Linked DNA regions of Mus musculus: all the other regions are linked to region 4. A link is a loop called in an ENCODE intact Hi-C map of the cell type or tissue named here. Cell type or tissue: heart. All regions are shown on one strand.

Region 1 (5,000 bases), 63 kb before region 4:
GTTTTCCTTTATATTTCTTTTATATTTCCAAGTTGCCATGGTCATGGTGTCTCTCCCTAGCTAAGATGGGTGTCTTTGTTCTGTTTGTTCTGGAGCTTTCAGGTGTGCTGTTAAGCTGCTAGTGAGGAACAATTACACAACTTTACAAACGGGTTTGTACTGGACAGTGTAAACATTCCTAGGCACTGCCCTTGCTAGTGAAGACATTCATGCCACATCTCCAGCAGAACTGAAGAAGTTGACTAAAAAGAAAGACCCAAAGGAAGTCTTTGATTATAGTGAAACACAATAACCAATGTTGGGCCACAAATCACCACAACTGAGGAGTCCTCATTCATCTAAGTTTTCACTGTCTGTGGTTTTGGTACAGAGACTGTTTTAGATAAAAAAACAGTTCATACACTTGAGATGATGTAACATGATAAGTAATGTGATGAGATCTGCTGTCCTACTCCATCCTGTCCAAAGCATGACTCATCACTCTGTCCAGCAGAGCCACGCTTGTATACATTTCCCACCCACTAGTCACTCAGTAATGCCCTTGGTTATCAGATACAGACATACTGTCGTGATATCACAGTGCTTGTACTCAGATAACCCTTGTCTTTCGTAACAATGGCCCCAACATGCATGAGTCATTTTTGTGATATGTCAAAGAGAAGTTGTAAAGTGTTCTTAACTTTGGGGTTCTGAACTTTGGTACAGATATTATGTGGGGGGAAAAACATAGAATGAATAGATAGATAGAGATGATAGATAGATAGATAGATAGATAGATAGATAGATAGATAGATAGATAGATAGATAGCATTTTAGTTTGAGTCCCAGTGGTTTTCTTATTTTATTTTATTTTGTTTTGTTCATTGACCTTGGGTTTGTGCCATAAGCCCTCAATCACTGAGCTAAATCCCCAAACTTGTTTAAGTAGCATTTGATTCAGTTTCAGTCATCCACTAGGGATCTCAGAATGTAGTTCATACGGATAAGAGTGGAGACTACTTAAGATTAATGCTATAAGCCAAGGTTTGAGATACAACTGGGTACCAAGGTATAAGGCACAGGGATAACTAGGTTCACTGGGGTTTGCTCCTTCAACTGAGACAAATGGGGAACAACACAAATCAATATTCATGCAATGTCTGATGCCCAAGAAGGAAATATTGGCAAGACATTATTGTCACATACCAATAATTATTTTTCCCCTGAAACTTCCAAAACAGTTGGGATACTTGGACTGGATTGCATTGGTAATTGAGTAGCAATATCTTGGGAGCATAGTTCAGTTTTGGATCATGAAGTACACTCGAATTAGACTGGCACTATAAGTGTTCTTGGCAGCAACACTCATGACAGCATATACCATGCTGGTAGTCTGTTGTGCTAAATGGAACTTGGGAGGTTGGGAATTTGATTTTTTTAATCAAAATATTTATATTTTGATGTTTTTGAGTGTTACTGTGACATGCAAAGTTACAAGAAGAGAAAAATGCCCAATGAAATATGATAACAAGAGTGCACAAAATAGAACCTTTCTATTACCTGAACTATAAAGTATATTCGCTTTTTAAATAGTAAAGGGGATATCACTTTGGTTATCCATTTAATGTAAAATAATTTCTGATTCAAGTGCCAAATCAACAATAGAAGACTGATTAATGTTTCTAGATTCTATCTAAGTAAAAAAAAAAAAAATGGACTGCCTGGATCTACTTCCTATATGAACTAAGAAGAATAATGAAGCCACTCATTCATTAGAGACTGAATCATATTTCTGTGGTGAGTACTAATTACTTTTCTCATCCAACCTCAACTTCTTTCACTGCATTAATTAATACTGTCACCGAGCAAGAAAATCTTCTTAAATATCCACTTTATGCAACACATTCCATCTCTTAGGGATAGAGAATCACACGCAGAATCTGTTCAATGACAATGGTAAAACATACTATTTTCAACATGCCAGATGCTGTATTGAATAATTTATGTTCATCAGTACATTTACCTTCCATACCACCCCACTAAACTGTACAAGAGAAATGACAGAATCAACAAGAAGTAAAATAATATGTTTAAGATCCATATGGTGAATAAGGAACTAGGATTCAAACTCGGATCCTAGAGTTTGTGCTCTTAAACCCTTTTGCTAGGTTACCTTCCAAAATATAAACTAAAGCATACTTCTGAATTCCTTATTACTCAGATTTCCTAACAATGCTAGGCATGAGTATAGCTTGGAAATGTGGATTGTCTTCGTTAGCATTCTCTCTGTGCCTGAACTTCCTATGTGAATTTCAAAGGGAAAGTAGTCTAAGTTGATTGTTATTTTCAAAATGTCCTAACCAAGCCATGAAGCAATTGACTATAAAGCAGATGGAGTACAAAACAGACCCTTTCATTCTAACAATGCCTAGCTTGGAAGAAATGGTTTAGTATAAGATCACTCTTATTTAATGATACTATTTAGAGCTCATGTTTATTGCTGACTCTCTGCTACCTAGAAGCCTCATCCATCTGCAACTCTAGCTCTGTATATTATTGAATGTGAATTCACATGAACACAGTTACTGTCCCAGAGCCCTTCTCCTATCTTCTGATGTTATTAACTTTTCTCTTCTTTCCCAGAGCCCTTCTCCTATCTTCTGATGTTATTAACTTTTCTCTTCTTTGGGCGTTCACGCCATATATTACATCAAGTAAAAAACTTTCCTGAAGAATTGCTGTTGTACTCAAGCTAGCCACTAGAGGGTGGCCTTTTCCAAGAAACTGGCTGAACTTGGCACTTGGCCCAGAAATACAATGAAAGGGTATTTGGATGGATTACAAGCTTTGCTAGACTGACTCAGCATCTTGTTTGTCAATAACTCAGGATAAGAAAACGTATGCCCCTTACCAAAGAGCAATCATCAAAATAGATAGCTTTAGCATCTGTTACTTAAACAGCAGTAGCCTGAAGTGTTGTAGGCTCAGGCAAGAGGAGGCCCTTATGAGACTACTTCAGCATAGGCAGGATGACGGATAAACATGGATTTCTTGCTACTCCCTCATAAGGTCTTCGAAGGGAATTCTGGCTCTCTACAGTGCTCTGGGTTTGAATTCATTAAGGATCATCATTGGATTAGCCCCATGGAGTTAGCATATAACATGAGTTAGCATATAATATACTTATCCCTTAGAGCATGAAGGACAGCCATGACCCTAGATTATGTGGAGCCTAGAATTTTGTTAAGCAACTGCTAGTTATGGAAAATGCATGGGTAATAAGAAAACAGCATTTTTGTTGGTAAGGTTAGGAAATTGCCATGAATTTAATCACTAATATGTTCCCTCTACAATGGGCTATGATGGAAAACAGAATTTGTAGGCTGTTTCCATCTATTTTCTGTTCTTATAATGGAACAGCACAGACTGGATGATTACTAAAAGGACAAAATGTGTGTCTCACAGTTGTACAAGCTATGAAGACAAGACAAAATGAAGACATCCGTGCTTAGTGAAGACTTTGTGTGCTGGCATGGAAAAAAAGACACCACACACTCAGCTCTAATCTTCTCTTAATCCCATAATAAGGGCCCCACCCTCATTACTTCATCTCCTTCTAATGAAAATGCCCTACCTCCAAATACCACCAACCTACTGAGTGTTAAATTTCCACTATATGAAATTTTAGGGAATATATTCGACTCATGACATAAGCTGAGTCAGAATGTTAGTGAAGGCAGAGATTTGTGATGTTCGCCTGAGTAAGAAGTTATCTTGAGACAAACTGTAATCTCTAGCTGATGTAATTTTCACAAGTATGTGTTAGTTAAAATTAAAAAAAAAAAAAACTAAACTTAACTTGAAGGTATTTGCAACTCAATGCTGCTGTCAAGAATTCCTTCTTTAAATGGGAGTGACCACAGAGGAAAAAAAGAGAGTGGAGAAATGCAACTGGGGAAAAAAAAAGCAAAAAAGAAACATATAAAGAATGCAGTCATGTTTCCACAGAATCCATGGACGGGTTCCCAACTTGCCATTAGATGAAACACTCTTAGGTTCTCTTTGTTGTTGCTTTGTTTACTTTTTTGATATTATAATTTGATTTGTCTATTTTGTGAAGCAAATACTATAGAAATGACCTAGTTGAGAATTAATTTGGAGACATGGTGGCTTGTGTGTGTGATTCCCTCATGTAGAAGGCTAAGGAAGAATTGTCATGAGTTTGAAATCAGTCTGTGTATATAGTGAGTTTCAGGATAGTTTGAGCTACAGTGTAAGACTGTCTGGAAGAGAAAAAGTAAGTCCAAAATGTGGTTGGTGGTTTGAGTGTGAAGTATCCTTCACAAGTTCATGTTTTGGAACACATAGTACATGCAACAAGTACAATTTTGGACATTTTTGGAGTGTGGTGGTTTGAATAAGAATAATCTCCACAGGCTCATATATTTGAATGCTGAGTCGCCAGGGAATGGCACTAATTGTTAAAGGACAGGAAATGAGTGTGAGGGAGATGCTGAAGTGTAGTTCCCCACAACTGATGGCTTCTGGTTAAGGTATGGGAAGAGAAGGGCTCAGTTCTATTTTCAGGGCAGGCTACTGAGAGTTTTACCATGCTCCAGTGATGTATAGACAGCACAAAGAGGACTTGGTTGGTTGGTTGGTTGGTTGGCTGGTTGGTTGGTTAGTTGGTTTTTCTTTTCCTACTAATTTTTGTTTTCTACTTCTTTGATGGGGTGAAGGATATGGAGAGACTGGGAGGGGACTGTGATCATGGTACATGATGTGAAACTCCCAGAAAATTGATGGAAGTGTTATATAGAAAAAGAAGAAAAAGAGTTACACTGGGGGTGACCTTTGAGGTTCCAAAAGCCCAAGCCACCAGACCCAGTCTCTCTGTTTCTGTCTCTGTCTGTCTCTGTGTCTCTCTCTGTCTGTCTCTGTGTCTCTCTCTGCCTGTCTCTATCTGTCTCTGTCTCTCTGTGTGTCTCTCTCTTTCTCTCTCTCTCTCTCTCTCTGTCTCT
Region 2 (5,000 bases), 110 kb after region 4:
TCTCCGGGCCACTTAGAGGAGAGGAGGGAAAAGAAGAGAAGGGGAGAGGGGAGGAGAGCCCAGGGGAGAGGGAGAACCAGACAGTATTGTTGCTATTCCATATTTGCCCATGAGCCAGAAGGCAGATGCAGGCTTTTGGCAAACTATGGAATGTGTGTGTGTGTGTGCGTGTGTGTGTGTGTGTGTGTGTGCATGTGTGTGTGTGTGTGCGTGTGTGTGTGTGTGTGTGTGTGTGTGTGTGTATGTTGTGTGTGTGTTGTGTGTGTGTGTGTGTGTTATGTGTGTGTGTGCACATGCTTACCATGAGTGGTCACGGTCATGGGTATAGCCCAGAAATCAAGGTCATAAGCTCCAGTATATGAATCCAGTTTTAGTTCTCGGTTCAGGCCATTATTAGTCATGGGGCACTATGACGGATATGATTTCTTTAAACATCAGGTTAAAATAGGTAGCATGGGTACCAATAGGGTATGCTGCCTCACAGAGAAAACTGAGATCACGACTCTAATATGCTTAGCATTCTAATGCCAGGCTGGGATTAAAGCACCCAAGAATAGAAGTGTGTATGTGTACATTTGTGTGCATGTACACACCTCACCTGCTCTCCACCGTGGATCTGCTCTCTTTAGTATAAAAGACTGGTTCAGAACCTGTGTGCCCAAGAGCAATAAAGGACTGCAATGCAAGGGCTGATGCCATTAGCTGGGGTTGTGTCTGCCTGAAGAGCAGATATATATCTCTAAGGAGTGGGAGGTGGGTTTTCAGTATTGCAGTCGTGTATAGACATTGTCCATGTGTGCTTCTGGCCATGCCTAATTGTGCAGACAGAGACTGACACCTGGGAACGATGTTCTTTGCAAAGGTGTGTGTTGCTTCCCCTTGAGCCTGGCGCCTGGCTCATCACCTATAAGAATGCAGTGCATAGTAAGAGATGCCTCATAACAGAGGTTATACAGGGTTTGGAGCTCCATAGGAACTTGGCCTCTCCTGAGTACGGCTGTGTGTACAAGTGTAAGCGTGATTTGAGGGGGTGCTGTTTACATCTGTAAATGAGGGCAGTTAGGGAGGGGTGGTCTGTGTGGTGGGTGGGTAGCTCTATGCAGGACTAGGTCTAAGTCTGAGTGTGCACAGTGTTTTAGAAGAAGACACACATTTACACACTTCTCTGGCATAGTTGGTGTTTGAGGAAGAAGGCTGAGGCTATAAATGTCAGTGTTTGTCAGTGTCAGACCTTTGAGTTTGAGAGTTCTCTGTTTGGGGCTTGTGCCTGCTATCTAAATGTCTGGGTCTTTGCCTTTCCCTAACTCTCATCATCCTTAGAGTCCTATAGTACGTAGAAAGTATGATTAGGTAAATCTTGAAGTGGAAGTGGATGTCCCAAGTAATTCATTCCAAAAGAACCAAGGGACCTACCCTCCCACTCTCACTAGCACAGGCTCCCCTGCCCCCAGCCCTGTTCAGCCTTTAGAAGCTGGTGCAAGCTCCGGTTGTCATGAAGCAGGGATATTTTTGCAGGAGTTTGAGGGGTGTGTCGAAGTCTAGGACCTGAAGGATTGGTGTGAGCAGGTGACCATTTGCGACACAAATATACCAGGCTCAGCACTACATCAACAGAACGTGGCTTCATGTGGAATCCAGCCTTGTAGATGGGCTGACCACGGATTCCTCTCGCACCTATTAACGTTGTGTGAGGGCGGCAGTGGGTGCCCTTGAGGGAGGGGCGGCAGAAGGAGCTGTGAGGATATGTGCCCCGCCAGTGTCTTTGTATGTTAGCATGTTCCAAGAGTCTCCCTGTAGCGCCTAGTTTCAGTGTGTCTCTCTGTGTGTGTATGTCTCTGAGTCTCTGCCTCCTTTGGAGTGTCTCGCTCTTCTTAGCGGGGAGGGGATTGGTCACGCATGACTCATCTTGAACGGAGCGGGGCTCCAGCGGCAGGGCGGTCGTCGCCGCAGCTGGAAGGGGAGGAGGACAACGAGGAGGGAGAACAGGAGGAGGAAGAGGAGGAGGAGGAAGAGGAGGAGGAGGCGGCAGCCGCAGAAGCAGCTGCAGGGACCTCTCCAAGTTTGTCGGGACCTTCTTCAGAGGCAGTGGTGCTGGCAGCCAGGGAGGCCAGGACTGCGCTCAGGCCGGGGGCGGGGAGCTGGGGCTGGGCCCGGGGCGGCGGGGCCGGAGCCTCGGTTCTCCAGCTCTCCCAGCAGCCTCTGCCCCCAGGACGCCCGAGGCCCCACTCTGCGCCTCTCTTCGCACTGCGCGCCCACCGAGCCCTCCCGCTCCCGGGCCCATGTACTGGAAGCATGAGAGCGCCGCCCCGGCGCTGCCCGAGGGCTGCCGGTTGCCGGCGGAGGGCGGCCCCACCACCGACCAGGTGAGCAAGCAGGCGAGTGGGTGAGCGTCGGGGATCCTGGGGCCAGCGGGAGCCGGGATTCAACCGGGCCGGGTCGGGTGGCGGGCGGCAGCAGGAAGGAGGGGTGCTGAGTGAGCCCGGGAGAGTGTGTCTGCAAGTGTGTGAGCGTGCGAGCGGGCAGGCGGGGGTGGGGGGTCGCGGAAAGCGGGAACACATTATGCAAATGTTGGAGGAATTTCTCAAAAAGCGATTTAGCAAAGACATAGGCGAATCAAGAGGAGGCGAGGCCAGTATTGTCCGTCTGAATAGACGCTGATAGCGCCGATGCGCCAGAGGTTGTGCCGGCGCAACGCTGAGGATCTCGATGAGGGGCCGGTCCCGGGAGCTCCAAGAGTCTGGAGGGTTCTCTTTCCTCCTCCAAGAGGCCTCTCTTTTCTCTTTTTGGCCTCATTTCACTCGCCGATCTCGCCCTCTTTGGCTTGGGGCTTCCCTTGAACTGGCCCTCCAAAGGCGTTTGAATCGGTGTCAATATCCCCGCTTCAATTTCCCGGCGCGCGTCGAGCGGGCGGATGCTCCTAGCGCTCTGGGTTTTATTTTCTCAACCACCACCACCACTACCACCACCACCACCCCCATCTCCTTTTTATTTTCTTTCTTTCTCTCTTTTCTCCTTTTTGCATTTTGTACCGAGAGTAGGAGAAGGGAGGGGGCGGAGGGAGAAAAAAATTCGATTTTTAATTACTACCATTAAAAAATCAAATTTGCAATTCTTTGGGCGGCCTGATGGATCTCACTGATTGACAGTTGGAATTGACACTCTGGCTACCTCTTATCTTGGGCATTCACGACAATTTCTAATTGCAGGTAGTTTGTGTGTGTGCGCGTGTTTTTTTTCCCCCTCAGAGGCTTGGATTGCAAAGGAACTAAGCGATTACTTCAAGAGCCACGGGTTAAGTGCAGGGAGAGGGGGAGAGAGAGGGAAAAAAACCCAATCCAAATTCAAATTGCTTCATTAGAGAGACACCGCTTTTGTGGGGAAGGGCTTTAAATGCCCACTACAAAGTTAGGACTCATTGTTCAGCGCCGGTTTATATAACAGGCGAGGGGAGGCGCTGGGCTCTGACAGCTCCGAGCCAGTTCAGCAGCCGCCGTCGCCTGCATTCCCTCCCCCTCCCCCAGGTGATGGCCCAGCCAGGGTCCGGCTGCAAAGCGACCACCCGCTGTCTCGAAGGGACCGCTCCGCCTGCCATGGTGAGTCCTTTCGGTCCTGCTTTCGGCCCCGAGTCCCCCCAACAGCACAGGCCAGGGCTTCTGGCTCAGCCTTCCGGCTACCAACCTCTACCCCTGCGCTGGAAAACTGCCGATAGGAGCCGCCTCTCGTTGAGCCTTGGTTTTTCTGGCCTGGAATGTGAGCTTTGGCTGCTTCCTGCACCCAGGATGCGCTGTGTTAAAAGTTGGGGGCCGTCCCTTCTTCTCCAATAGGTCCTTTCATTCTTGTACTCCAGCCTAGGGCGCGACATCCCTGGCACATTTCGGTGTCAGTCGGTGCGCGAGGAAACCAGATTCAACTCTGAGTACTCGGCTAAGCGCTTCGCTGTTCCTCTCTCCCATTTCAGGCTCAGTCAGACGCAGAGGCCTTGGCAGGCGCTCTGGACAAGGACGAAGGTAGAGCCTCCCCATGTACGCCCAGCACACCGTCTGTCTGCTCGCCGCCCTCTGCTGCCTCTTCCGTGCCGTCTGCCGGCAAGAATATCTGCTCCAGTTGCGGTCTGGAGATCCTGGACCGGTATCTGCTCAAGGTGAGTCAGGGTAGGTGTGCCTGCTTGCCCACGGGTGTGGTTTGCAGCCCCAAGAGCTGTAGGGAAGCAATGACCTTGCCAGGTCCATTTTCCTCGGCCTCCCAATCCAACCGCTAACCGATCGCGCAGCTTTGGGCAAGTGTTCCCAAACAGGAGGTCTCCTTTTGCCCCGGTTCCAACAAGAGAATGCAAGGCTGTATCTCAATTTCCTTGAGCCTCTCTGTATTATAGAAGAAAAGTAGGGAAGCCATACGCCCCTTCTGAGCTTCAGTGTCTCTCTGTCTCTGCAAATGAGGCTGGGGAGGCTGGGGGCGGGCGTGAAAGAGGCCCGCGCCAAGCCGACCCCCACCTCTGCCCCCTCCCCAGGTCAACAACCTCATCTGGCACGTGCGGTGCCTCGAGTGCTCCGTGTGTCGCACATCGCTGAGGCAGCAGAATAGCTGCTACATCAAGAACAAGGAGATCTACTGCAAGATGGACTACTTCAGGTAGGCAGCGGCCATCCCGCCAGCAAGCGCTGGAGCATGAACGCCTTGCACACGCGTGCCTAGGCCACTTGTGTGGCCTGTGCTCTCCAATTCCTGAGCCCTGCTGTTCAGAGTGCACAACGCGGCTCAGCGCACTGGCCCGGCCCTCCTACTCAGCACGTCTTACACAGAAGGGAGCGCCAGTCTCAGCCTGAGTTCTGGCGGGGGATCTGCCTCGGGTTCCTCCGATCTGACAGGCGCTGGCCACGGGTCTGGTTCCATCTCTGGTCTTTTCTGGCCCCGAGCACCAGTGTGTTCTGTTGAGCTCTGATGTCCGAGGCTCTGGCCCGGATCATTCGGATCCCGGTAACCATCCCGTTCCATCTCTAGTA
Region 3 (5,000 bases), 210 kb after region 4:
GGGTTCATAGATTTCTGGGCCTTAGGAGAGAGCGGGAGAGGGGGGCAGTAAGGGGGATGGCTGTTTCGCTCCCCTCCCCCACGAGGCACATCCCAAGACTTTGAAGGTCCCTCTCTGCCTGGCGCCTCCAGTAAGTAGTCACCCTATCCTTCCAGCGTGCAAGCATCCTTCTCAGCATAGCTAACCCATCCTTCTCTTCTCCAGGCAGGAGACAGTTTGCTCCCAGTAGCGCTGTTTCCAAGCATAGCCTGATATAGCTACTAGCATAGTACACTCATGTCTTTTCTTCAGCTCTGACCTGAGAGGCTCCCAGCGCTGACTGAGTCACCAGGAGTCCTGGTGTAAGGCTCAGGGCAGAGAAAACCAATAAACCCTCTGCCATGTGGGCACATGCTCACTCTTCACTTGCACGGTTGGGGCTTGGTGGGCTGGAATGGGCGTGAGACTGGGGAAAAATGCCTTGAACCCCCAACCTATATGGATCCCACCAACCAGGTCAACCTGGACTCTAGCCAATGACAAGAATGGCTTTCTTAAGATCCACCATTGCTCTGATCCAGTGCCCGAGGCCTGGAAGTAGTAAGACTCGATCAGATGTGTCCAATTTCTCTTTTGAAGATAATCTTTTGCCCACGCTGGCTCAAACTCTGTACGACGTAGCCAAGGATGGCCTTGAATTTTAGTTTCAACAATCAAGAGCTAGAGTTAGAGGTAGGTCCCACCAATGTTCACACCATAGCGGGTGAATACTCTACCAAGGGGGCTGTGCCCCCTTAAAATATAATTTTTGCTTATTCATGTGTATGATGAGTTTTTGTTCATCATGTGTATGCAGCTGCTCCAGGAGGCCAGAGGACACCCAATCCCTTGGAACTGGAATCACCGGCAGGCAACCTTGAGCCACCTGGTGGGTGTCTCAAAGGACTCCGGTCCTTTGAGAGAGCAATGAGCATTTCTAACTGCCGAGCCATTTCTCCAGCTGTCCATCCTATTGACATTGCCATATAACATTGTCATCAACAAAGGCCATGCACAAAATCATAGAACTGAGTCACAGAATAAAATAACCATAGCAACCACCTCCTCCAAACTCCTTCATACTGTTTTAAAGAAGTTTATAATTTTGGGTTGAGCAGAATACATAGCTCTCTTGACCACGTACGGCCTATGGTCCAGAGTTGGAACACATTTGAAAATGACGGTTTTACAGGTTCTGAGCTCCATCCTGCTCAGACGTCCCCGAGATGACCAACATTCCCTTTCCTGGTGGTTGGGTGTGAAGGCACTGATGTGAGCAATGGATACCACAAACATCCTAACCCACCAGGAGACACACAAAGTAACTTCCACCCCCCACCCCCCCACACGCATCCCTGATTCTCCTCGAAAGACCTCAGTACCAAGACACAAAGACAGGCCTTCCCAAAGGCCGTGAGTGGGGCAGCACTGCCCTCTGGTGGTTTTTCTGGACTTCTGCTATATTCAGACTGGCTTCCCAGAACTACAAAGGAGCCTGTTGGTACCCAGGCAACATCTATTCCTTTCATTTCAATTCTCTGCTGCCTTCCCCCTCAACCCCCCAGGACTAGAACTTGTCTTTAGCAACACCCATTCAGGAGGAGGGCTCCCATCCTAGAGAAGTTATGTGGGTTCAATATCTGGTTCCTAGCTTATCGAGGGGCGATTGGATCACAAGAGTGCTAATTGCGTAAGTGAACTAGTATAAATGTAACTTTATAGTTAAGTGGTCTGTTATAAGCTAGGGCATGGTTGGAAGAGCGGGCCACTGGGGGTGCACTTTTGAAAGGCACATCTTGTCCCTGACCCATTCTGCCTCTCTGCTTCTTGGCCACCATGATGTGAGCTGCCTTCTTTCTCCATACCCTTCCATCATGATGCTTCAGCTCTGTCTCGGCCTACAGCAGCCGAGGCAGCTGACCATAGACCAAATCCATGTGCCGCAACAAATCCTTTGTCCACGGAGTGGTTTGTCGCTTTCAGATCCTTTGTCACAGTGATAAAAAGTGACTGATATAGATCTGGAAGGCAAGTGACATCAGGCCTGGAAAAGTCTGACAGGTGCCTGGAGACTGTGAGAAGTCCCTCAGGTGGAGCTCTGAGAGTCTCTGAGCACTGAAGATGTTGGTGTTCACCCCACACCATGCATCGAAGGGTACTTCATCGTAAAACTGAGCACATGTGCTACAAAAATCCGCCAACTCATAGACGCTGACATCTTTGATGCTCCCGGTCTGAAAGTTCGATGTGACACCTGGCTGCTTGGTGATCCATCTTCCAATGTAAGCAAGAACAGTAGGCCATTGGCTAAGGAAACACCTGCAGGCAAGGACAAAGAGACCTGGAAGACCAGAGACAGCTGAGCAGGACCCTCCAGGGAGGTAGGGGACAATCTAGGAGGCCAAGGACAGAGAGAGTTTCAAGAGAGCCATGTCAATAATAAGAGAACAAGAGAAAAGGACCTGCGGTGGCTGGGTGTGACTTTTTGAGCCCTGAAATTGGTACTTAGCAATTACTCAGCAAGTCTAAGCTGATCCATCTTTCAGGTTTGCCAGTCTAGGGGGGGGAATGGCCTTGGGTGAGGACATTTGGCTGACTTTTGTCTTTCAGGACATTTCAGAGTAGGAAAAGGGAAAAAGGACCCTAGGGCAGAAGTGAGGAGAGTTTTCCAGGGAAGAGATAGAGGCCAACACTGGATGCAGCTCAAACAGGCTGCAGTTTACCCTATGACCACTAGAGGGAAGCAAAAAGCAGGTCCAGCCTTGACCCAGGCTTCTTCATCTAAGGACTGGGTGGGCCTGTTTCTTTTCTGAGAGGTGAAACAGCCGAACACCAAGATATTTCAAACACTTTACTCTGCAGTTCTTACCCCCACACTGCAATCAAAGGCACAGTTAGTATGGACAAGAACAGAGCCTGTGGGCAAGCTGAGGGAGAGGGAGACCAGACAGTCCCACAAGATCTGGCTAAACCTGTGGGGGATCATCGCCTTTAAAGATGCCTCAGGCTTCCCTACTGAGTGCTGGGGAAGTGCCCTCCACTCCCAGCATTCCCTGTGATGGATGAGTCCATGCTGCTGCTGTCTCTGGGCCCCAAGACACATCCGAACAACCAAGAGTTTACTTCCCCAGCAACCCCATGTGTCTGAGGTACCCTGCCCTATCCTTGGGTACCTCCTAGAGTTGCCTGTGCATTCTCTGATGCCTGCTGAGGACAGCGGCAATACCATGGGTCAGGATGAGTAGTCCTGACCATGGCCGTGTGATCAGACCTTCAGAGAAGCTGTTGTCTGGGCGCCTCACTAGAGATGAAGGAAAGGATGGGCTCTTCTTCCTGTGTCTGCCAAAGCAAGCCTTAGTTGATCAGAAATGGCAGGGTTGTCTAGAGCCAGAGTGTCTGCAGGGAGAGATGATTCCTGCCCGGAGGACAGAATTTTCCCCAGAGAGACAAAGCACAGAGAAGCCCAGGTAGAAGGTCAGGACAGCAGTGAGTGGACAGTTGGCTAGTACCAGATTTCCTGTGGTGTTACCCTGAACCAGTAGATAGCCCTCTCCAGCCTTTGCAGGGAAACACATCCAGGATTCTGGATAGCATTTCACAGACTCTGGAGAGCTTTAGGATTGGTATGCAGAAGGCCAACCTTGGGCCACCCAAGTGGCCATGAGGCCCAATCCTTCTCTTACAACACACTATGGTTCCAGATTTGGGGGTGATCTAACTCAGTCGGGTCTTGATACCACCATTTTGGTTTGGGAATTAGAAGGGCTAGCCTTAGGACTGTAATCACAAGAGTGTAGTCACTTCTTCCCAAGTGCCACCAGGCAAGTACACTCCTGTCCCTGAGCAGACATTTTCCACCCATGGCCAGGCCTTCAGAGTCACCAGTTTCCACTCACCCTTCTGGGACCCAGGCCGAGTTGGACCTCATGTCTCCCTGACAGTTGCTCTAAGCTTGTGCCTGTGGGAGCTGCTGAAGGGAGCTGGTGGGAACCGACTCCTGTGAGTCCCTGACGCAGTACTCAGCCAAGCTTTGTGAAGCACTCAGAAGGCCTAGCCTGCTGAGGTGTGATGGGTGCCCGTCCCCCATCCAACAGCTCACCTGCTCACTCGTGTTCTCACAGAAGCCTCTGCCTCCTGCATCTACTGCTCTGGGGTCTAAACCGAAGACTCTGCAGCCCAATTGAGCTGCTTCACTGATAGGCGAGAGGCTGAGCAGCCCTGGGCCATGGCTGAGGAGCTGGTGGCAAGTTTTCTAAAGGAAAACCCTTAACTGGGGCTGGCTGACAGTTTCAGAGATTTAGTTCATTATCACCATGAAGCAGCATGCAGTCCAACATGGTGCTGGAGGAGCTAAGAGCTCTAGATCTTGATCTGAGCAAGACCACACCCAGTCCAACAATTCCACACCCCCTAACAGGGCCACTCCCTATGGCCAAGCATTTAAACACATGGGTCTATGGGGGGTCATACCTATTCAAAGCACCACAGGTGCCCAGAGCTGAGGCTAGCCAGGGAATCCCATACCACAGATAAGAGTAGTGCAGCTCAAGGCTGAGTCCACTCTATGCAGCTCTGTCCTCTTAAGAGGAGAAGGGGCAGCTAGCATAGAAATCGCAGGGCAGAGTTATGACCACACCTCCTGCAGGATATGGACAGACCCAGGTGAGGAGCATCAGGTGTAAGCTCTCTGTGAACCATTAGGGCCAACTGTTACCCATAGGGTAGCTTTCCAGCCCTGCCCAGCCCTGCAGAGTCCTTGAGCAGTCAGAGCGGTCTCTGGCCTTGGCCTTTGAAGGTAGAGGGCTCCATTTGGACCCTAATCACAGAGTCAACCGAGTAGGAAGGAGCCTGGGTCACAAGCCAGGCATCTGCCCTGAATCACTTGGGCCACGCTGGCTGTGCTGAAGAGGGCGCCCACACTGCCTGGCCAGACAACCCATTCCTCCTCTGATCATCTTCACACCTCTCACCAGACCGGCACT
Region 4 (5,000 bases):
TGGTACATTGCTTCCTGTCTTCCTGTGCCTCACGGCCCTTTAGAGACAGGCGAGCTGCCGCCAAGCCCCTTTCAAGAGGCCATTCAGGAGCCAGAGTCCTGCCTGGCTCTTCCCATGTGCCCGTGGGAGATTCGCCTGTGAGCTTCTCTACCATGGAGGTAATTAGGCACACAAGATCTAAATGAGAAACAAGATAGCACACAGGCTTGGCCCTGAACCTAGAGCGCAGCTACTAGCTGAGTCTGCGTGCTTAAGGAGGTAACAGGCTCTTGATTAGACCTGTGCCTTCTGCATTCAGATCCTTTTCCAGATCTGGTTTTTAAGTTCCATTCTGTAGTGAGGAATTAAAAATTAACTTAATAACTGGCTGCCTAATGTTTACTCTGTCTGAGCACCAGGATAGGAAAGAACAGGATTGACAACGGCTTGCCCCTCTCAGACAACTGACAAGGCTGTGGAGATGATAGGAGGGGCAGAAACATACAGAAAAGGCGCCTAGCTTACCCCTAATGCTCTTCCCGGAGAAAGCAGCATGTGCAAAGGCCCTGGGGTTGCAGAGAGGGGCCTCTGGGAAGTAGATGGGAACTGTGTAATAATGGCTAAGACTCTACCAATGCATATAAGCTGCACGACATTCTACATTCTAGGTACAGCTGTGTAGTATGGGCTTGACTTCACCCTAAGGCTTCTGGGAAGCTCTCTGGACCTTGTAGATACTATGTCTCCTCAGAACAGAAGGATGTGACTCAGGGTGGGCTAACCACACTTCTATTGTCTTAGAGTGGGGGACTGGCCATGGGAGAAACCAAGTGCATAGCTTAAGTCATGGGGCTTTGCGTCAGGCAACATCCCTCAGTCTGGAGACAGAGAACGAATGTGGGGACACCAGCTGGCCCCTCAGTGACGCCATGCAAATCATCTCTGAACTTGGAAGCGCAGGTGAACTTGATCTCCCAGCCACACTCCATGCAGACTACCACATCCTTGCTCAGCACATCCAGACATGACCCTCATTCAGCATAACTTATTAGATGGAATTTCTTCCCACCCTAAAGAGAACCCCCTGAAGGAGACACAGTTGCCTTTGTTTTGTAGAGTAGGGCACTGAGTCAAGCAACCTGACTGAGGTCACAGAGCACCTAATAACAAAAGTGGGCTCTGAATGTGGGAGTCAGGAACTGGAACGTGGGCCTGGACCACTATGAGGTACTGCCCAGCCAGGGCTGCCTGCAGGGAGCAGGGGAAGATGGGCCTGGAGCTGAGCTGGTCTTACAAGATGGATGGCAGGAGATGCATTCCATAGCTGCCTAACAGGTCTGGGGTCCCCAGAAAATAACCACACAATCACAAGTATTTCAGCAGGGCAGTAAGTTTGATTTGTGCAGAGGGTGCATCCAGTGTGGGTCCTGCTGGTGCAAATGGGGTCCACCTCACATCCTTACATAATGGCTCTCTTAAAGTGTCACAGCCGACAATCGGGATGTGATTTTTGAGCACCTAGTACACATATTTTTCATTTCAAGAAGTGCTGACCTTGGGGCTAGAAACATGGCTTCCAGAACCTTCACAGAGAGACCCAACCACCCGAAACTCTAGTCCTAAGGGATCTGACGCCCTCTTCTGGCCTTCCTGGGCATCAGGAGCACGGACAAGCTTTAGGCAAAACACTCACACACATAACAAACACAAACCCAAATTAAGAAAAGAAGTGCTGACATGGAAGGAATTTGACTTTCTGCCAAGTAGCTTCTCTCCATTTGTTTTTAAATGAAATGTGTCTTGTTTAACCCTTGGATAGAAAAGATACTGAGTTTCTCTTTTACATTTTCCACACAGTCTGGATTTGAAATGCAGAGAAAGGAAGAACAGATTATGAACTTCAGGCTTCTGCACACACAGCCAGGGTTCTGAATACCCATGCCTAGGAAAAACAAAACGCAAGCCACGTGACAGAGTCGATACCTCAGTAAAAGTCCTTAGTGCAACATTGCAGGGGAAACTCCCCTACACAGGACAGTATTCCGAAGTGACCACCAGGTGGCAGCATAGGCCACCTTTTTCGTGTCTGCTCAGGCAAGGCAGGCTGGAAAAGGAGGTTTCCTGCTAGCCAGGCTGGAGAAACCACTGGTACAACTGGAATAGGACCTCTGCCAGGGCCTCTAGGAAACAAATTCCTGCATGCACAGAGTCCAAAGGGCCCGGTGGAAAAGGCACGAGAAGTGGACTCCCACACGGCTTAGCCAGAGCAGGTGTCCTATGCGGTGAGGCTTGTTAGGAAATTTACATTTTCACCTCTAAGAACTGTAACCTGGAAACAGATTTTGAGACATTTTGTTGTCTGAGTCACCCCCAACTCTACCCATGGTGTAAAACTGAGACCAGTTTTACACTGGCATGGCCTGCTATTGCTGGAGTGGAATTGGGGAACCTGCTTGAGCAGCCTGAAACCGTTCTCTTACCTGCCTTCATCCTTATCACTCCCTTGCCTTGGCCACTCACCCAGCCACCACCAGGCCATCTGTGCACATCCTTAGCATTTCCAGGGGAACTCTCTCCTGCCCCTCTCCCACCCCCTTGAGTGAAACCCCCCTAACATCAGCCCTTGGAGGCGTCCCAGGAAAGGCTTCCCGATCCCCTCCCCCACACTGTCCTGTTATTTGCATCTCAGCCGTGCAGCAGGTACCAAGCACTTGGAACAAGCAGAACCTGAGTGTCCAGAGCAGGGGACTATGCTCGACTGCCCGAGGGTGGCTTGCCCGGGCTCCCCCAAGTGGAAGCCCCGCAAAGAGACCAGGGCAAATGGAAATGTGCGGCTTCTGAGATCACTGTTAATGCAGAGGTGGTAACAGACAGCCTGTTAGCTCATCACAGGTCACATACAGGAAACCTCCCTGGCTGTCTGTACATTCACTGAGCACTTACTATCTGTGGGCACTGTTCCAGGCCTTGTGATCAGCATGAGGAAGACAGAGGGGTGGGGCTGAATTCCAGACAATGTGCACCCAGGGACAACGCTTCATCAGCTCGCCCTGCCATACCCCTGTGACCGTGCCAGGCTGCTTACAGAGGCAATGATTAGCACTACGGCCAGCACACACTGGAGTCCGTTCACTTTGGTGACAGGAGGAAATGACATGCTGCTGCCAGTCCCTCAGAAAAGGCACCGCAGAGGCACAAAAAGACAGAAGGGGCCAGCAAGATGAATCAGCGGGCAAAGGTGCTTGCCACCAAGCCTGACAATCCGAGTCCAATCCCCAGACTCCATAGAGCAGCAGAAGGCTACTCCTGCAAATTGTCCTCTACACACACACACACACACACACACACACACGTGGAGGAAAAAAATCACACACACACACACGTGGAGGAAAAAAATATTTTGGAAAAAAATCAAGAAAGTGGGTTTTCAAACTATGTTCTTCAAAACTAGGGATCTGCAGGACTGTCCAGGGCCACCACCAGGGGACAGGGGACTCAAGCATCAGCCCCTTCCTTGCCACCTTCCACCTTTGCTAGTCACAAATCCATCCTGGGCTTCTCAGGTTGGCTCTTGTTTGAAGAAGAATCCTGCTGGCTCAGGAAAGGCAAGAGGTTTGGCCAGAGTCACACAGTCGGTCGGTCGAATGGAAAGCCAAGGCAGACAACAATCAGAACCTGAGGTCAGAGATCAGCCTGGAGCTCCCAAGTCAGGGCCAGAGACAGTAGAACACAGGTAGAACAGGAAGCCGCAGAAACAGGAGCCTGAAACCAAAGGAGGATGAAGTTGTCATGATGTGGGATCTGGAGGTCAGAGGCAAAGGTTCAAGGTCACATCCCACTGTCAGAGGTCAATGAGAGCCATTCCCGTATCAGGGCTGCATCCAGTTGGTATTCACTGAGCATATATGTGTGGGCATAGAAACTATAATCCATGGTCATGAGCAAAGCAAAGCCTTTGCTCTCCCTCAGCTACCTGGAGTGCAAGGTAAACAGAAGAAATAACTGCTAGCCATCTAAGCAGAAGGAAGGACTGCCTGTAGGTGGGCTGGTTCCTATGGGGTGGTCAAGGAGGGCCTCCCTGAGGAGGTGACATTTGAGCTCCAGTCTGTCTGAACCTGGGCCAGCTGCTCAGCTCCTACCCTGAAAGCCAGCAGATCCACTCTGGAAGGAGAGGATGCCAGAGGGGCAGGAAGTCTGGCCCCCTGTAACCATATCCCCAGGAAGGAGGAAGCCTGGACTTCGCTTTCAGCAGCCCTATTCATCAAGGCCCAGCTCTAACCTCAGGCAGTACCCAAGGCTCTGCCTGGGGAGGAGGCAGGGAGGGAGAGAGGGAAGAGGGAGGGAGGGTAGCAGGGAGAGAGCCCTGGATTCCCTTGCAGACAATAAATGCTTCCAGGTTCCCGGGAGCATTTTTCGGGTCACTGCCGCATCTGATCTCAATTACCCTCGGTGTAGGGTTCCCGGGTGGGGGGCAGGGGTGGAGAGGAGCCGGTTCCTCCATGATCAGAATCTCTAGGCCCAGCCAACCAAGGCACTTCAGGATAGGTCCCCAACATGTCAGTAGGCGGGAGACAGAATCGCCAAAGAGAGGTCCAGGTCCAACTGTGCGTGGAGGTCATCTTACTTCACAACCATTTTGCTGTGTGACCTCAGCCATTTACTGGACATCCCTGGGCCTCTGATTCTTGGGAATTCGGTAACAGTGTGCAGCTGGTTCACCCTCATAGTTAATTAGTTATGAATTTATTAATCAATAATTAAATAATTATTAATTAATTACCACCCTCACTAATACCTAGACTAGTGTTAATCGAATCTACTACAACACTCAGCCACAAAGGTCTTAGGCACACAAGAGAGAAGGCCCCTGGGATTGCCAAACTTCTGAGCTAGCAAGACTTTGTGACTGGCAACCTTAAGGCAATATCATCTTCTCCCAGGCCTCAGTTTCCCCATCCATCACAGTGCTGGTGGGTAAAAATCTGCCCAGGAGAGGGTCCTTCAGGATCTAATGTAGGAAG
Region 5 (5,000 bases), 1.1 Mb before region 4:
GCAGAATAAGCTCCCTGACCCGTTAACAAGTCAAAAGTTCAATCTCTCTGCTCTGGAGTCAAAGCAGCTGCGTTTGCTCGGGCCTGCGCTTGTGCAGCTTCGTGCCAAAGCGCTCTCCATTCCATATATTTGCCCATACTAGGGAGAGCGGCTTTTACAACCGTTTGCCAGTCAGCAGGAGTTAGTGCCATGCCGGCGAGCCTGTCTAACTGCACCAAGGTAAAATTAGCATTGGTTCCGTATTTACGGACCGACTCGGCAATTTCTTTAATTTGTAAGTATTCTACCGGAGCGTGGACACGCCCACCCTCGGCTCCTTCAAAGACCGGAAATGCCTGTTGTATTTTCCTTTGTTCCTCTCTGGGAATGAATGAGTCTGCGCACTGCCTCTCTGCGCACTGCCTCTCTGCGCATTGCTGACGCACTACGCAGGGCGGGGACTCCGCATAGGGCGGACCTTGAAGCCGACTGCCCTGAGGCCAATCAGCAAACTGGCCTTCGCCAGCCGCTTTTGGCTTTTTTCTTGACCAATTAGCTGGCTGGTAATGGGCTGCTTCTTCCTCCCAGTCTGTTTCCTCAGAGGAGAATTCTTCATCTGCTTCAGAACTACTAAGAGCTGGCTCCCCGAGCCCATCCAGCGATGAGCACAGGCTCCTTTTCCTAGAGACCTCCGCTAATTGATCTTTCTTCTTTTCCCTTTTTCCTCTTTTTCTTCTAATCTCTCTCCAGGTATTCCTACCTAACCTTAACTTTTCCTCGGGTTCAAGACCCTTGGAAAGGCCTGTATACTTATTTTGTGTACCATATTTCCTCTTTGCTCCTACTCTCTCTCCCCACTTTACTTCTGATAGCTTGTCCTGAATTTCATCTAGAATCCGCCCTATCTTAACCACTTGATAACATGTGAAAAGGAACAAAAGGGCTTCTAACACTAGAAAAAATTCAAGGCCAAATATACCTTGCAAAGCCATTTTCCACTTTACTTCTGATAGACTGTCTTGAATTTCCTTAGAAAGTTCAAGATCAGACTTACCTCGTAAAGCTGTACTCACTGGTACTCTCGTTCCCCAGCTGAAAAGTTCTGAATTCATACAGTTGAATCCTTCTTAACAGTCTGCTTTACGGGAACCTTTATTACCGCGACCCGCAGTTCTGGTTCTGGAATGAGGGATCTTCCTTGCGCCAGTCCCGAGTTTTTTCTCGTCCCGGAATTCGGCACCAATTGTTATTAGACGCGTTCTCACGACCGGCCAGGAAGAACACCACAGACCAGAATCTTCTGCGGCAAAGCTTTATTGCTTACATCTTCAGGAGCCAGAGTGCAAGAAGCAAGAGAGCAAGAAGCAAGAGAGAGAGAAAAAGAAACCCCGTCCCTCTTAAGGAGCATTCTCCTTCGCCTCGGACGTGTCACTCCCTGATTGGCTGCAGCCCATCGGCCGAGTTGACGTCACGGGGAAGGCAGAGCACAAGTAGTCATAAGATACCCTTGGCACATGCGCAGATTATTTGTTTACCACTTAGAACACAGCTGTCAGCGCCATCTTGTAACGGCGAATGTGGGCGCGGCTCCCAACAGATACTAGCCAAAAAAAGGTACAGAATACCCAAGATACAGTCCACAGAACTCAAAAAGGTCAACAAGCTGAAGGGCCCAAGTGAGGATGCCTCAGTCCCATTTGGATGGGAGAAAAAAGCAATCACAAGGTGGGAGGGAGAGGCCTGGGAGGGAAAGTGGACAGGGGCGGGGGGGGGGGGGAGAGGGGGAGAGGGGAACATGATGTGTTATTGGGTGGGGGAAAAGGGCTGAAGTCCTGAGGGCCAGCAGAAAGAATGGAAACAGGCCACCTGGGAGGTAGCAGGTTGGGGGAACCCTCCAGAATGTACCAGAGACCTGGGAGGTAAGAGACTCTCAGGAAACAAAGGAGAGACCTTAGATGAGATGCCCTACAGTGGGGAGAGGGAATTTGTAGAGTCCACCTCCAGCAGAAACTCAGGGCACCAACTGAGGGATGGGTTGCCATCCTACAGTCAAAATTCTGACCCATAATTGTTCCTGTCTTAAAGAACTGCAGGGATGAAAATTGGAGAGGAGCCTGAGGAAAAGAAGGTTCAGCGACAGGCCCAAAGTGGGATTAAGCTCAAGGGGAGGCCCCAAGGCCTGACAATATTACTGAGGCTGCGGAGAACTCACCAAAAGGGACCTATCATGACTGTCCTCCGAAAGATCCATAAAAATTTTAAAGGAAAAAAAAAAAATCCAAATCTTGCCAAATCACATGGAAGTGATGGTTATAACGGGCCATAGCCACATGGTGGCAGCAGAGGAGTGGCGATAAATGGTTCAGCCACTGTCTGATAACCAGTAGAGCCGACTGGGACTTCGGAGGCTTGAATGTGATATATTATTAATAATACCAGAGAATTTGTCCTTAGAAACAAGAGCAAGAAAACATTGACCTCACACACTTTAGACGATGAGCGAAAATAAAATGATATATGATGAATACCACATGCATACATTAACTGCAGACATGTTAGATTCTGGTCAGTTAAGGGTCCGTAGGAGAAACAGGAGAAGGGAGAGATGTCCCAACAGCAGTGATGTCTGACATCAGACATGTAGCTCCCTACACAAGAGCACCACAATATTTAGCTGAACTCCAATCCAATGACTCATTAGCCTGTGTTAGTGAGTGTGTGCAAATTGAAACTATGTGTCTGGGCAGTGCGTGAGAACTTTATATGAATTACATATTAAGTAATTCTCACAACAATTTCTGAGTGATATTGTCACAACTGTCTTTGATAAGCAATTTTCCCGAGGTCAATGGGCTAGCTAATAGTAAAGTCAAGAGTTAAATGTAGCAATCAAGACATAAATGCAGGAAAACACCATTATGAAGCCTGGTGCTTTGTATGCTAACTTAAAAATTATCTGAAAGGCTTAACTCATTGTTTTCCTGTGGTGATGCTGGAGATTAAACTCAGGGATCTCTGCCTGCCAAGCAAATGATTTGCCACAAAGTTATACCACTGGCCACACAGACTTAATGCAAAGGACAAAGGCAACCTCCTTCCTCCCTCCCCCCTCCCTCCCTCCCTCCCTCCCTGTATTTTAAATTGGATATTTTCTTTATTTACATTTCAAATGTTTTTCCCAGTTTCAGGTCTTCCCTTGGGAACTCTCCCCTCCCTCCCCCTCCCCTGCCTCTTTGAGGGTGCTCCCCCACTCACCCACCCACTCCTGTCTTCCTGCCCTGGCATTTCCCAACATGGGAGTATTGAACAAAAGGTAACTTCTTTCAGTGATTCTTTTTTCCCTGTCTAAATCTCATTCTTGAAATTCAGGGCAGTTCTGTGACTGGAGCTTTGAAAGGAGAGGAGCTAAGTTGTAGGATGTGGGAGGAGAAGCTGAGACAACTTTGCAAAGGAGTTAATGACTTCTAGCTTTTTCCTTGTTATTCTCTAAAGGGGAAAAAAGTAAAAGAAAACCCAATGAAGGACCTCTCTACCTGTCCTAGTTAGGTTTCTATTGTTGAGATAAACACCATGAACAAAAGCAGTTTGGGAAGGAAAGAGTTTCTGTCAGCTTACAGTTGCAGTACACCACTAAGGGAGATCAGGACAGGAACTCAAGCCAGAAACCAGGAGGCAGGAACTGAAGCAGAGGCCGTGGTGGAAGGCTGCTTGCTCTACATGATTTGCTCAGACAGTTTTCTTCTACTACCCAGTTTACCTGCCTGGGGGATGGTCCTACTCACAGTGGGTTGGGTCCTCCCACATCAGTTATTAATCAAGAAAATGTCCCACAGGCTAATGTAATGGAGGCATTACTCAACTGATGTTCCCTCTTCCCAGATGACTTTAGCTTGTGTCATGTCAGCACACTATTTTACTGTTTTCCTATTCTTCTTCCATTGGTTAGTGAGGATCCTCTGGTTTTGGCTCCCTCTAGAGCTTTTCTTTAATTTCCAACCATGTCCTACCTCTAAGAAGGGAAGAAAATAAAAGTGACTGTGTAGGATGGAGGTGAAATTTGCTGGAGTTTAAGTTGGTCTTTGTCAACATTCAGATATATGAAGCTGTATGCAGAAATAGCCATATGTGTTCACAAGCCCACATGTACAGGCATGCAGGTGTGTGTAGATTCTGTTTGGTTTCCACAAATACACAGGCATGAAATATGAACCCAGAGTGTGCACTTACATCCAAATTAGCAGATGAACGAGCCAAAATCCTGTATAATTGTGCACACACTGGTTGCATATAATCAAATAGTAGCATTTCGAATTTAAATTTTAGATAGTGGCAACCACTCACACATTTCTGTTCACAGTGGTGCATAGAATCATGCACAGCTATTGTGGCCCATGATGCACATTCACATTTTATTGGCTGCCTGTTCTTTGCATGCCATCTATGGTGGGCCTATTCGTGTACACACAATCAAACCCAATGCCTTCTTTGATCACACAATCGTTCCCTCTTGCAGAGCCCACAGCTTCTGCAGCTTTGCCTCTTCTTACATACACTGCATTTGCATAGGCCCACAGTAGATCAGAGATGCTTCACCATAGAAGGGTCTGTTTTTATCCAACTGTCTTTTTGCCCTTAATGACACCAATGTGTAGCTACCATGATGAAAAAAAAAATCACAGCTTCATAAACAATGGACACCCTTGAACTCATGCATAGGATTTGCATATGACCACCCTCAGGAAGACAGAATACCACAATCTGAAACTTGTTTTTTTGTCCCTGAAGTGTACCCAGTGCCTTCCACACATCACAGGATGGAACGGTAGCAGGAGTCAGAGAGAGCTTGTCAGGGAAGGATCTACAGAGGGACTGACGGACCATACTTTGGGCTTGAGACCTTGGGAGCACCTTAGTTTCTATTTGGAGGCAACATCCACTTTCCTCAGGCCTGTATTCCTGGAGCAGGAGGCTGCTTTTCTCTGGGACTAGTTACCCTTCCTCTTACGAAGCCCAATTTGATG
Region 6 (5,000 bases), 230 kb after region 4:
AGCCTTGTGTTCTCAGACTCTTTAAACTGTATTCTTCCTGCCTACTCTCCACAGTGCTTGGAATTAAGGAGGAAGCTGCCACATCCAGCAAATTCCTCTTACTTCAGGCTTACCTTTTTATCTCTGTCTCTAGTTTTGTTTCTAGGAGCTGTAAACTCCAGAACTGGGAATCAAGGGTTTAATTTAAAATTCTTGTCGTGTGTGTGTGTGTGTGTGTGTGTGTGTGTGTGTGTGGCTGGGGAATAGGACCCAGTGTCTCTCACACACTTGGCTCCATAACCCGGGTCGAATTAGGGGCACGACTTGCCTCACTTCTATAGTGTTCAGATGGACATGGGCGATCTGTGGCAAAAAGAAAAGAACAAAATAGGAGCCTCACAACCTAAGACGGCCCCTCCCCATTCCAGTGCTGGCCCTGCCCATGCAGCACCCCACCCTCACTGCAATCCTTGGAGGATATGGGAGACTGAGCCACAAACAGAAGACTCCAACCTCATCTGGCTTTCCTCGGCAAGCTCCAACTCCATGCCAAGCCCTGCCACTCAGGTTGGAGTCCCAGGACTAAGGAGCACTGTCCTTCCCCTCTCCAGTTCCTGGCTCCGCTACTTTAGAACTATGTGAGTCACCTCTGTTACCTGGTACCGATCTGGCTGGTCAGTATTTTCTTTACCTGCAACCTGGACACGTTCACTGGGGGCATGGACATGCTGACTGGTCTTGTAGCAGACTCTGATGATGCTGGACCACAGTTTTAAGGCCTGGCAAGTGAATAGCATTTCCTCGAGGTGCCACGCCTGCTCAGTGGTTTCCTCAATCAATGTATTCCGGTCCTGGCAAAGTACAGGTTGGCCAACAGCTTTGAGAAGATGAAATCTTTGGTCGGTGAGAGGGCAAAGCAGAAGAGGCTGAGACCTGACGCCTGTGTCACCTAGTTGAGAACCAGAGCCTGCTGAGACTGAGTGCACAACTGAGAACCAGAGGTTTAGCAATTAACACCTGTGGCCATGTGGTGCCTAAACTCTCAGATCTCGCTATGCCTCCTTTTCTCAGGTGAGGTCACAGATCTGAAGAGGAAATCACGGGCATGATGGAAGTGCTAAGAATGTGCTACGTCCTTCCTGTTGCTCTTACAGAAACAGGCCCCTTCCTAGACCTCCCTAGAGCAAGTATCAGACCTTCTGTGGTTCTGTTTTCTACTTTCTTTTCCCGTCTGTGTCCTCTCGGGGTCCTCAGGAGACTTTCTGGGACAGAAACCCCAACTGGAACCCCCTGGTAACCTTCTGAGATGAAGGGAAACCAGACTCCAAGTTAATAACTCCAGGCTCATCTTTCTGACAAGGAACCTCGAAGAAGAGCAGGAGAAGTAGGTGCTGATGGCTGGAAATGGTTACTAGAGAGGGGGCAGGATTGTCTGGGCTCCTAGAGACTCTCCCAGAAAGGGTCCATGGCCTCAGGACAGAAAGCAGTGCCATGGCATCCCAAATTGACTGCACTTTCCCAAGCATAATCCTAGGATGAGTGAACCTTGAAAAGGCTGAGTCGTTGTGGGGGGCAGTTAGGAGGAGATGGAGTCCTGTGTGGGCTAGAAGTCTGGGAGGTTCCTGAAGAGTCACTGCTCAGTCCAAGTCAGAAGGCTAAAGATGCTGGGTGCTGGTTGTCAGTGAAGGATGGTGGCCAGGAGGTGTCGGCTGTAGCATGCACCAAGGTGGAGAAGGAAGCAGGCAAAACCAAACCTTTTCTCTGGTGCCTTCTTATATTCCAGCTTCCTGGTAGAGAGTGTGGCCAGCATTCAGCGTGGCTCTTCCCACTCTAATTAAACTAATCAAGATAATTCCTTACAGATGCTCCCAGAGGCATCCTTCTTGGTGATGCTAGATCTGATTTTAGAGATCATCAAGTAGAGTCTACCTAGTGGACCATTAATTAACCATCACAATGAGTGTGGACTTCCTGTTTGCCTCATACTTCATCCTTCTGGAAAAGAAACCTGACGGGTCAGCCTCACTTAAAACCCTCTCGGTGACATCAATACCGTGCAGAGGGGCTTGTTTGGAGCCTGGCTGCAAGCCTCACCAGTCCTTACCATCCCCCACTCACCCCACCCGCCCCCCCCAAACTCTCTTCCATCCCTATTCAACACCTGGGGACTTCTTGACCCTATTGTTTCTGACAGGCTTTCCAGCTTTTATCTCTATCCCCTCCCCAGGAGCCTTCCTCCTATCAAAGCTCACAGGATTCAGGGATAGGAAGAGCCATGATGAAGGTCCCACCGTTGTGGACTTTTGCATTGCTCATTCTCACATCAAGTAGATAGTGGACAGCGTGGGTCCTTAAAATGTGACTTCGTTTAAATTTTGCTTTATTTTAAACATTATGTCAGGTGTCCTAAGAAGAAGAGCTTTTATATCTGGGCCTTAACGAGCTTTTAACTAAGTCTGGAATTTAAGGTGCTTAACAAAATAGATGTGTTAATACAGCGAAGGGGGTGGGTGTACCAGGCGGAAGATCACAAATTGCAAAAGTCTAGCTTGTGTGCTTTTGTGCAGGGACAGACTGTTCAGTGTACAGGTTACTGTGCCCGCCTTCTCCGTCCATACAAAGTCGAGAGTCGAACGCCACCTGGTGGCAGATCTTGACAATAACAGGAAAAAAAGTAGCTCCCATGCCTCCTCCCTAGACAACTTCTTCCTGGTTTCCTCCAGAAATGGATCTGCTGTTACAGGTCCCTGATATAACAATAGTCAAGTTTACCTAAAAATTGATTTTCCAGTTAGCAAAGGAATTTCATGCTTGTTGCAAAAAAAATAAATTGGAAAACAGAAAAGAATAAAGAAGAAATATGACTCACTTAATGGTCACAGCCCAGAATAATCACTATTAGGATTTGGAAATATTAACTTCCGGTGTTTTTTCTCTTATTACGTTCTTTTCATAGATAAGAATAACAATAACTCGTGTTCTTACATCTTCTATATACACATTTCAGGTGCTGCAAGCCAACCCGGAGTTAGAATCGTATCATTGCCGTTACTGTCTTGAGTTCTCTGAGCAGCGATTTCTTTCACCATCTGTGAAACATGGCTCCCAGAACTGTCCCCAGGATGACCAGGCATCTGCAGCGATCAGTTCAGTCCTTGTCATAGATCTGTTACTAGCCAATAACAGGTTATAATGTGAAGCTTTGTCTTTTCTGATTCCTCAAAGCAATCTGTAGAAGTAGAATTGACTTGGGGGTGGGTTCAGGGGCACGGAGAGCCACAAGATGGCTACAGGTTTCCAGAACGGAAAGGAAAGATTCAAGCAAGATTTTGTGTTTCCAGCGCTGCAGCTGTTCCCATTTCTCTCTAAATTCTTTCAGTCCCTCTTTATGTTGGGCAGTTTTTAAACACGGTAATTACAGTGCTCTCGCCGGTTCCTATGATGTTACATCACTGGCATTTTTCTCTAGGGCTAAAGCTGTCACAGACAGCATTTACCAAATTAACTTAGCTGCTTCCTCAGTGTGGAATAACTGAACCATGTAGAATTTCATTCATTCATTCATTCATTCATTCATTCACTCATCCATCCATCCATCCATCCATCCAACCATACATACATACATACATACATACATACATACATACATACATACAATAGTTACTGAGTACATCCTCTCTGCCAGGTCACTGTACCCCTCATTTCTGGCTCCAAGACTGGCAAGACAGACATGAAAACAGACAAGCAAAGCTCCCACCTTGGAGTCATGAGGTCCCTTACCCTGACCTGCTCTTTGCTCTCAGCAGTCACAGTGGACGCTGCTCCTGGATGCACTTCCTATGGGGCTGGAATGTTCATTTACATATTCTGGGGGCTTCCAGAGAAGTGAGAGGTATTTCCAGTGCTGTCCAAAGCCCAATTGGGCCCTTTGTGCCCTGTTCTTTTTTCCCCCCATGCTTGGGTTTCATCTGGTCCAGTCAGCTTCCCTGCTCCCTTGCATGCACAGCACTGCATCTCTTCCTTATCCTTTTCCTCGGTGAGTTCCTGCAGCATCTGCAGCAGGGGCAGGGGTGTCCTCGGCTGGTGGACAGAGCCTCTGTGACTGTGTCTCAGTGGGCAGAGCCTGTGCTTGGTTTCTTCCTCACTGGCTCTGGCCATGGCTTATGCCATGGCCACGCCATCTAACTATGCCTGCCCCATTCTCAAGATTCAGCGTATAGTTCATGTCTGATGTAGAGCCTGGCTTTTAATTCTCAGGAAACTCATTTGGTCTCATGCTTCATCTTTATTTTTCTCTCTTCCATAATTATCTCACCGGGTGAGGTCGGCTTTAAATTGAAGGACCAGAGCCATCTCAGCGGACTGAAAGCTGAAGATGTGGGCAGAGCTGGAAGGACACGTGGGAAGCCCCAGAGGCAGAAGAGATTACGACTGTATAAGCAAGCGGCTATCGCTATGTGGGCCGCTCTTTTCAGATGTGATAAGCTGTAAATAATTTGTTACTGCATCCACAGTGCTCTTTGTGGATCACATTTTCTGGTCTTTTCTAGAGAGAAATCAGTTCAAATCTGTCCTTGCCTAGACTGATGGGGAGGCTGAGATGATTTCTCTGTGAAGTGGCAGTCAGGATGTGGTAGAGGGTTATCATGCACACCATCAGTACAGACTGTAGCTACTTCTGCCGGAGGGCACTGAGTAAAGTTCCCCAAAAGACAGCTACCAAGATGACTCTGAGTTTCCTAGGCAGAGACACTAAGGAAGGGTACATCTAGGCAGAGGGAACAGTGTGTACAAAGTCACAGAAGCAAAGAGAGGATGTGATTCCAGAAAAGAGGGTAGAAAGAGACAACTAATGTTTGAAATTTATCAAGAGAGGTTGTGCAAGTAGAGGATGTTTCTATGCTTGGAGAGCGCAGCTCCAGCTGCGGTATGAATGGACAGGAGTGTAATGGAGACAGATGGTACTCATTGGGAGGCTGCTGCAGCAGCTCGGAGAAAAGGCAGAGGCTGACCTGACACAA

Evidence for each region. A loop is a pair of places that touch in the nucleus more often than their neighbours do. Peaks named below come from ENCODE experiments on the same cell type or tissue, not always from the same donor. Only the 100,000 strongest peaks of a DNase experiment are listed, where the experiment ranks them.
Region 1: a loop joins it to region 4, with 7 times the contacts of the local background. A loop is called at or near these places in 23 of 42 quality-filtered maps.
Region 2: it touches region 4 in a loop (2.6-fold over the local background); 8 of 42 quality-filtered maps call a loop at or near these places.
Region 3: a loop joins it to region 4, with 14 times the contacts of the local background. A loop is called at or near these places in 40 of 42 quality-filtered maps.
Region 5: it touches region 4 in a loop (4-fold over the local background); 8 of 42 quality-filtered maps call a loop at or near these places.
Region 6: a loop joins it to region 4, with 6 times the contacts of the local background. A loop is called at or near these places in 5 of 42 quality-filtered maps.

Annotation. Positions count from the first base shown.
Region 1 is chr2:36,274,497-36,279,496 of GRCm38, reverse strand. No RefSeq gene overlaps it. Among named protein-coding and RNA genes, the nearest start is that of Ptgs1, 47 kb to the right of the region's middle. In heart, a CTCF peak has its summit at 2,744 (motif pointing right); no DNase peak of the experiment used is centred here.
Region 2 is chr2:36,102,487-36,107,486 of GRCm38, reverse strand. Lhx6 (LIM homeobox protein 6) reads left to right here and starts at 3,427. Exons shown (of 9, transcript NM_001083126.1): 1 at 3,427-3,593; 2 at 3,959-4,141; 3 at 4,508-4,629. The coding sequence starts at 3,525. In heart, no CTCF peak of the experiment used is centred here; a DNase peak (open chromatin) is centred at 1,946; H3K4me3 peaks cover 3,513 bases; H3K27ac peaks cover 347 bases; H3K27me3 peaks cover 4,924 bases.
Region 3 is chr2:36,006,021-36,011,020 of GRCm38, reverse strand. No RefSeq gene overlaps it. Among named protein-coding and RNA genes, the nearest start is that of Gm39798, 22 kb to the left of the region's middle. In heart, CTCF peaks have their summits at 1,263, 1,468 (motif pointing left) and 2,753 (motif pointing right); a DNase peak (open chromatin) is centred at 2,777; H3K4me3 peaks cover 268 bases; H3K27me3 peaks cover 1,946 bases.
Region 4 is chr2:36,211,266-36,216,265 of GRCm38, reverse strand. No RefSeq gene overlaps it. Among named protein-coding and RNA genes, the nearest start is that of Ptgs1, 17 kb to the left of the region's middle. In heart, CTCF peaks have their summits at 1,808, 2,007 (motif pointing right) and 2,772 (motif pointing left); DNase peaks (open chromatin) are centred at 2,095 and 3,015; H3K4me3 peaks cover 447 bases; H3K27ac peaks cover 921 bases; H3K27me3 peaks cover 1,409 bases.
Region 5 is chr2:37,336,317-37,341,316 of GRCm38, reverse strand. No RefSeq gene overlaps it. Among named protein-coding and RNA genes, the nearest start is that of Olfr368, 7.1 kb to the right of the region's middle. In heart, a CTCF peak has its summit at 2,312 (motif pointing right); no DNase peak of the experiment used is centred here.
Region 6 is chr2:35,981,699-35,986,698 of GRCm38, reverse strand. No RefSeq gene overlaps it. Among named protein-coding and RNA genes, the nearest start is that of Ttll11, 4.4 kb to the right of the region's middle. In heart, a CTCF peak has its summit at 2,632 (motif pointing left); a DNase peak (open chromatin) is centred at 2,605; H3K27me3 peaks cover 4,130 bases.